Linked DNA regions of Homo sapiens: region 1 is linked to region 2. Evidence: read pairs that join two places in POLR2A ChIA-PET (ENCODE). Cell type or tissue: Caco-2. All regions are shown on one strand.

Evidence for each region. ChIA-PET counts read pairs that join two places held together with the same protein. Peaks named below come from ENCODE experiments on the same cell type or tissue, not always from the same donor. Only the 100,000 strongest peaks of a DNase experiment are listed, where the experiment ranks them.
Region 1: POLR2A ChIA-PET joins it to region 2 with 8 read pairs; 2 of 35 experiments call an interaction of 5 or more read pairs at or near these places.

Annotation. Positions count from the first base shown.
Region 1 is chr5:171,425,041-171,429,040 of GRCh38, forward strand. The region is part of intron 2 of FGF18 (fibroblast growth factor 18); the gene reads left to right. Among named protein-coding and RNA genes, the nearest start is that of FGF18, 7.4 kb to the left of the region's middle. In Caco-2, no CTCF peak of the experiment used is centred here; no DNase peak of the experiment used is centred here.
Region 2 is chr5:171,311,029-171,315,028 of GRCh38, forward strand. TLX3 (T cell leukemia homeobox 3) reads left to right here. Exons shown (of 3, transcript NM_021025.4): 3 at 361-1,111. The coding sequence ends at 571. Among named protein-coding and RNA genes, the nearest start is that of TLX3, 3.8 kb to the left of the region's middle. RefSeq lists enhancers at 1-368, 2,139-3,023. In Caco-2, no CTCF peak of the experiment used is centred here; DNase peaks (open chromatin) are centred at 443, 787, 1,323 and 1,773; H3K4me3 peaks cover 2,146 bases.

The DNA of each region.
Region 1 (4,000 bases), 110 kb after region 2:
CGCACTGGACCCCCAAAGGGAGACTAGAGGGGTAATGGGAAGAGACTTCCATTTTCTGCAGGGCCTTTTGGTTCTGACCTAGTCCTCTAGCAGGAGACTTGTGGGTGTGGAAAATTGGGGTGCAGTCACATCAAGCCATCAAAAACAACAACAATATTCATAGTGACCACCAGGTATAGTGCACTCACTACATGCCAAGTGCTTTTTTTGTTACTGTTGTTGAGTTGGAGTCTCACTCTGTTGCCCAGGCTGGAGTGCAATGGTGCGATCTCGGCTAACTGCAACCTCTGCCTCCCAGGTTCAAGCAGTCCTCCTGCCTCAGCCTGCATGCCACCATGTCTGGGTAATTTTTGTATTTTTAGTAGAGATGGAGTTTCACCATGTTGGCCAGGCTGGTCTTGAACTCCTGACCTCAGGTGATCCACCCGCCTCGGACTCCCAAAGTGCTGGGATTACTGGCATGAGCCACTGCACCTGGCCGCCATGTGCTTTTTTTTTTTTTTTTTTTGAGATGGAGTCTCGCCCTGTTGCCCAGGCTGGAGTGCAGTGGCGTGATCTCGGTTCACTGTAAGCTCTGCCTGCCGGGTTCACGCCATTCTCCTGCTTCAGCCTCCCGAGTAGCTGGGACTACAGGCACGAGCCACCATGCCCGGCTAATTTTTTGTATTTTTAGTAGAGATGGGGTTTCACTGTGTTTGCTAGGATGGTCTCGGTCTCCTGACCTCGTGATCTGCTTGCCTCGGCCTCCCAAAGTGCTGGGATTACTGGCATGAGCCACTGCGCCTGGCCAGCCATGTGCTTTTGCACATTATCCAGGTCAAGCCTCACAACCAGCCTGGAACTAGGGAATTCTACAGAGGAAGAACAAGAGAGGCACCGGTGCATAAAGTAACCTGCGTTTGGTCACATAGCAAGAGAGAGGCAGAGCTGGATTCAGCTCTGTGTCTGTCCGGCTCTAGGACTCAAGCTTACTTGTATGAGGGCTCTGGAGTGTGGCTCTGCTTTCTCTTTGCTGTGTGACCTCGGGCAAGTTACTTAACTCCCCTGGGTCTCAGCTTCTGCATGTGTACAATGGGAAAAAACAACCAAAGAAATCATCCCTACTGCCTCAGGTAGTTGTGGAGGGACAGTGCATCACCCAAACTCTTGTTTGTAGTCCAGACCCTGCTCCTATGCCTCTTACTCTAGGAGGGTTCCCTTGCCCCCTGCCCGCCCCCATCAGATATAGAGTCCTTCCCCAGGGCTGCTGCCTTGTCGTCACTGTGGGAGGGGAGGTGTTGATTTCTCCTTTCTGTGGGTAAGGGCTGCTCTGAGGAACCTCTGTATGCTCCTAGCTTTTGCTGTGTTGGCTCTTCTCTAACTCATAAGACCCCATGGCAGTGCATGGAGGGGAGGGCTGGCCTTAGAAGGGGCTTGGGCCTGCTGTCAGCACTGTGGGCCTGAGCATGGGGATTTATTCTGAAACTGCAGCAGGTCAGGAGGCCCCGTGGGCTTTGGTCCGGCTTGCTAGCAGTGTGTTTGCTCTGACGTCTCAGTGGCAAAAGGCCTCAGGCCATTCAAAATGCTGTTGTGCCAAGGATGGGGCCAAAGACAAGCCCCCTGTGGGCCACAGAGTGGAATCCCTGAATACCTGGGTTCCAATCCTGGCTCTGTCCTGGGCTCACTGACCTCTCTCTCTGAGCTTTGATTTACCCGCCTGGGTATCAGTGAGGCGAGGTCAGTGGCTTCTGTGATGCTTGAATGCATAGGCTTTGGCGTAGGGGAAACCTAGGTTGAATCCTGGCTGTGCTTCTTGGCAGCTGCTCTGCAAATATTCCTTAACCTTCAATTTTCTGCACCTCAGTTTCCCCATCTGTAAAATGGGATCATGAGAAATACCTACTTCTGGCCGGGCGTGGTGGCTCACGCCTATAATCCCAGCACTTTGGGAGGCCGATACAGGCAGATCACTTGAGGTCAGGAGTTTGAGACCAGCCTGGCCAACATGGTGAAACCCCGCCCCTACTAAAAATAGAAAAAATTAGCCGGGCATAGTGGGTGCCTGTGATCCCAGCTACTCAGAAAGCTGAGACAGGAGAATCGCTTGAACCTGGGAGACGGAGGTTGCGGTGAGCCAAGATCACGCCACTGCACTCCAGCCTGGGCAAGAGCGACGCTCCATCTGGGAAAAAAAAAAAAAAAGAGAAATACCTACTTCTTAAGGGTTATTGTGAGAACTAAGTGGGATATTGCACACAGAGTAGCTAGCACAATGGCAAAACACTCGATGAGTAATTTAGTAAAAGTAATTGTTCAATCAATTATATTGTCTGTGTTAGGTACGTAACATGCTGTGGGGTGCTAGGGAAAGCTAGAAAGGACGTGTTCCTTGGATCAGTGACATCAGGCCTCCTCCAGTCTGAGTTGGGAGCACAGGCTTTGGACTTAGGTCTGGATTTAATTGCCACTCTACCACTCAAGACTGTGTGGCCTTGGGCGAGGCCCTTAACCTCTCTGAGTCTCCACTTCCTCCCCATGGGCAAAATAAGGATGCTCATCCCACTCCCCTGGCCTGTTGGTAGGAGTAATTGATGACTAGCTATGTAGTAGGCACTCAAATATAGTGTTGCTCGTCATCAACAATCCACAAACATTTATGGGACGCTTGCTGCATACCTGGCCCTGGACTGGTTTTGAGGGGAATGAAGAAGGTATCCAAGGCTTTTCCTTCCAAGTGTTCCCCATGAAGAGATGGCACGTACTTCGAGAAGCTCTGTTTCCCCCGATCCCCATCCCACCTTCTGCCTTGGAATCGCATAGCGCTTGGCCACTGTCTTTGATCCAGGGCGCTCTGCGGGGCTCACAGGGATGGGTGGGTTCTGGGCCCAGCACGCTTCAGTTGGCCGTGTGACCGAGTGATTGACTGGCCTCTCTGTGGCTTATCATTCCTGTAGGCATCAGGACAGAACCTCCCTCCTGGGGTTGCTGAAAGGGTGAGTTCCCCCTGCCCGGGGGAGGCACTTGGCATAGCGCCTGGCTCATGATAAGTGTTAAGTAAATGTGAGCTGCGTATCTGCATTCAACTCTGGGGTGTCTCAAGGCCGGATTGTCCACCAGCCCACGGGTTCCTGGAAGTCAAAGGGAGGTCTGACCCCTGCTGCAGGCACCATGGCACCTGGCACAGACCTGGCATGCTGGAGGAATGTTGGGTCAGTGAGTGGAGGTTTGAGGGAGAGGTTCTCTGGGGACCGGGATCCAGACTGAATCCCCCCACCCACTCATCTGTGCCAGGGGCTGGGGCACAGAGAGGGCCAGCACCTATCCCAGCCATTGGAAACTTGAGAGAAACTGGGAGTATGTGCTGGGGAGCAAGAGCTCAAGGGTGCAGCAGGTACTCTGCTGACAGGCCTTGAACCAGACTCTGGGGCAAGAGGGTCTGGCCTGGGTAGATGTTTCACGTAGACCTTGAAATAAGAGCAAACCGGGTGAAGAGGACACTGTGAGCCTCTGCGTGCGTGCATGTGTCTATGCGCATATATGGAAGAGCCTTGCAGGCATATGGAACGGTGCTACTGGAAGCAGGGATCAGCCTGGTGGACTCACAGAGCTCCAAGCTGACTGGGGTGGCTGGCGCATCCATTCCCAGGAATGGGGATGATGGAAAAGACCGTGGTGGGCTTTGAATGCTGGAATAAAGGGCTTGTTACCTCATGGGCATGGATGGCCATTCTCCCTACCCAGGGGCTTTAGGGAGCTGGAATTGAAACAGGGATCAGTGGGAAGAGGAAAGGGAGAGAGAGAACAGGCCATGGGTCTTTACGGCTCCAGGGTTGGCTGCCTGCAGCAGCGGTGCCCATATTGATGATCTGTACCATGAAGGCTGATGTATGGGGAGAGGGAGGCCGACCCTCGGGCCCAACCCCCCATCCTGCAGTGCCCCCCTCCCCTGCTGATGGCTCAACCCTGCCAATCAATACATTGATAGCCCTGGGAGCATAATGGACAGTCTGGGGGGTGGGGA
Region 2 (4,000 bases):
CCGCGGACCCCAGCGACCCCGGTTCCCGCAGGGCCAAGTCAGTTACACATAGGCCCTGCCCTTGCTATCTGGCGAAAGGAACAATCTTTATTGTTGGTGAAGCCACAATACCCGGGCGTGCAGGTGGGCGGCGGGCAGAGTCCCCTCCTGGAGACCCTCTGGCACACAACAAAAACAAATGATCCTAACCGGCTCCCTGGATATAAGAGCCTCGGGCGTAAAGCGCGGGCTGGGAGGCAGACGGGTTCTGCGCCTCGAGGCTCCCGGATGGCCTCGGCTCCCGGGAGGGCCGGGGCCCCGCCGGCGGCCCCGCGGTGCCGGGTGCATGACGGTACTGTCCCTCTCCCTCCCCCGGTGCAGGCGGCAGACGGCGGAGGAGCGGGAGGCGGAGCGGCAGCAGGCGAGCCGGCTCATGCTGCAGCTGCAACACGACGCCTTCCAAAAGAGCCTCAACGACTCCATCCAGCCTGACCCGCTCTGTCTGCACAACTCGTCACTCTTTGCTCTGCAGAATCTGCAGCCCTGGGAGGAGGATAGTTCCAAGGTTCCCGCTGTCACCTCCCTGGTGTGAGCCCACCAGCGCGCACCGTCGCCACGGATCGCCGCCCCCACCCAGCCGGGCGCCCCGGACCCCCCAGGCGGGCTGCGGGGGAACCGGCGCCGAGAGGGGAAGGGGCCGCCTAGCCCGAGTAGGCCCCAGGGCGCGGCCACAGACTGGCGGGCCGCGGAAGGGGGTAGGGCCCGAGCTCCGCGCGGCCGCACAATCCGAGCCCCCGCCCCGCGCCCCGTCCCGCCCCAGGCCCGGGCCTGACAAGAAAGCGCCTTACGTTTCTCCGCCCCCCGCCCGCACCCCCCGGGCCGGGCGCCTGTATTATACTTTGTACTTTTGCCCAAACGTGTAAATAATAAAAAAGTTTTGGCTTTTTTCTTTAGAAACCGGCCACCTGCTTCCCCCGCGGGGGCCGCTGGAGGAAGGGCAGCCGACCCGGCCGCTGGGGGAAGTGCCAGGGGCCCGGGGCACCCTGCGTTTAGGCTGGGTCCACTCTTCTTCTTTTCCGTTCCTTTTATTTAAGTCTTTTTATTTAATAAAAAAGTTAGCTATTTCACTTAACGCCGCTTTTATTTCGTTTTCGTTCCAATAATGCTCGGCGACCCCCGGCCCTGCGCCCCACCCCTGCGGCGGTAGAAGCCGAGCGGCGGCGCGCAGGGCGCGTCCACTTCCGCAACGTTCGTCTGCATTCGCCTCGGCTGCAACCCCGGCCCGGGCCCCCGAGGAGGATGCGCGGTGCAGGTCAGTTGGTGCCGGCCACCCGCAGCCTGGGTGCGCACGGGATGGGGACTGGACATGGGAAAGGTGCTCCAGGCCCGAAGGCCGCGGGCCAGCGCCGGGGCGGGCTGGGGAGTGAAAGGCTGGGCCTGGGCAGATGCCTAGGCCGTCCCCAGGTCAAATCCACCTGGGGGGTGGGAGGCAGGGTGGCCTCGAACTTCTTAGAGCTCAAGTCGGAACTCGGAGCCCCACTTCACCCCGCAACTCGCTTTCCGCCCTCTTTTTCCCGCGGAGCCTCAGAGAGGACCTGGCTCTGGCCAGTCTGCGCGCGCTGTGGGCAGGCTTTGCGCGCAGAGCCGCTGCAAATCCTCGGTCTCCAAACGCCTGGGGAGCAAATGCAGCGCACAACCCTAGGGGCCCTCTCCTTGTCGGGTTTGCGTGGGACCCCAGGTGGAGCGTGACGTCATGTGACGTCACCGCAGCCCCCGCGGTGTCACTGGGCTGGAGTGGGCGGGGCGCCCGGAACTCAGAACTCTAAGCGCTGGTGTGGTAGCGTCGTGGCCGGGGTCCACCCAGCTCCACCGTGGCTCAAGAGCTGGAAGTTTCAGAATTGCGAGGTTTGGAGCGGCTGACCCCTTCCAGTCACATCTAACACACAAAGCCCGTGAACACTTCCTCTAGTTCTTTGATTTTTCCCCCTCTTTTATCATTCTCGCTTTCAGTCTTCTGAAAACTTACTTTCTGGCCTCTCCGTTTCTTTCTCTACAATGTTCCCTGTTTTCTCCTCTGTATGTTACTCTGGGTCTCTGTTTTACTATATCTTTCTCCTTTTCTTTACAGATTTATGATGTTTCCCAGTATAGTTCGTCCTCTATTGCTTTTCATTGCCCTCAGCCTTTTCTTGTTCCGTCGTCTCCTCCTTCTTCTCTCCCCAGTTCTGACTCTTGGCCTCTGTGTGTCTCTGGGTTTCTTTGTCTCCCTCCTCTCCACGGTCCTCTTGTCCTTTTGTCTTCCCTTTCTTGTTTCTTGAATCTCTTTGCCTTTATGTATCTGTCTTTCTCTCTCTCTCTCTCTCTCTCTCTCTCTCTCTCTCTCTTCTTTCCTTTCTCCCTGACTCCCTCTCTCCCTCTTCCAGGCCCAGCTCCCAGTAGCTCCTAAGGCAAAACACTTTCGGGGCCGCGTCCCAGAGCACCCCTCCCACTCCACGAGCACCCCCACCCGCCTCATCCCACTGCCTCCCTCGGAGCCGGAGCCGTGCGCCACCCTGCAGGTTCCCGTGCTCCGAGCCTTCGTTCTATGCGGGCTGCGGGACTGTATTCACCTGCAGGGCTGGAGGAAGGGGAGGGCGCCTGAGAAACACCTTGAACCCCCAGCGCTCCCGCCGTCACCTCCACCTCCAAGCCCAGCTAGCCTGGGATCTGCGCCTTTCAGGACATAAAGACACCCAGGGAGGGACTAGGGTGACTCAGAACTTCGGGTCTCTTCCGTGAGTGTTTTCCTGAAATGCTTTTATTTTCTCCAATAAAAAGCCTGATGAACGCCGTCATCGGGTTGGGAAAGGTTGGCCCTTCGGCTGAGGACTAGAGGGACCCTTGACTTTGCTGGCGGAGAAGCGCTTTCCTCAGAGACGGGTGTCGCGGTCCAGCTCCCTTCCGTTCCGTTTTATTCTGTTGCTCCATAATAAGGCCTAGCGGGGTTTTTTTTCTTAATTGTTTTTATTTCAACGCGCTTTTGGGGAACAGATGGTCAGGTGGCGTTTGGTTACATGAATAAGTTCTTTAGTGGTGATTTCTGAGATTTTGGGGCGTCCATCACCCGAGCAGTGTACACTCTACTCAATGTGTAGTCTTTTATCCCTCGCCCCTCCACCCTCCCCCACAGGCCCCAAAATCCAACGTATCATTCTTTCTTTCTTTTTTTCTGAGACGGAGTCTCCCTTTGTCGCCAGGCTAGAGTGCAGTGGCGCGATCTCGGCTCACTGCAACCTCCGCCTCCTGGGTTCAAGCGATTCTCCTGCCTCAGCCTCCGGAGTACCTGGGACTACAGGCGCGAGTCACCACGCCTGGCTAATTTTTTATATTTTTAGTAGAGACGGGGTTTCACCATGTTGGCCAAGATGGTCTCCATCTCTTGACCTCGTGATCCGCTCGCCTCGGCCTCCCAAAGTGCTGGGATTACAGGCGTGAGCCCCCGCCCCCGGCCCAACGTATCATTCTTATAAGGCCTAGTATTTTTGTTTTTCAAAATTACTTCTGTTGTTTTGCCAGGGTGACACTCAATTCTTTGGGCCTCTTTGGAGACACACGCACGTTGTTTTTTTTTCTTTCTGTTGGGCGCCTCGCTTTGCGCAGAAGGCCTCTGGCCCGGAGGCCCGTCCGGGGTAGGCGTCCAGGCAGGCCGGGGGTGGGGGGCCGGTCTGGCTTCGGCCCTCGGGGGGCGCCTGGCTTTCCCGCACCTAGTGCCTTCGCGGCGTTTGGCGTCTTCCAGCGCTTTGCCCTCACCCAGCCTTGCCCAGCCAGAGACGGGCTACGGGTCTTTTCCTGTTACAGAGCTGAGCCCACTCATGTGGTGCCAAGTAGCGACTATCTCTCGGCCACCTCCACCCAGAGCAATGTGGGCGCCCCCAGCGGGTGGGAGCGATTGCCGAGCGGCGCAAGGGCGTTTAACGCCTAACCCCCTCCTCCTGGGTTGCCAAGCCGCTAGGTCGCCGTTTCCAACGTGGCTGCGCGGGAC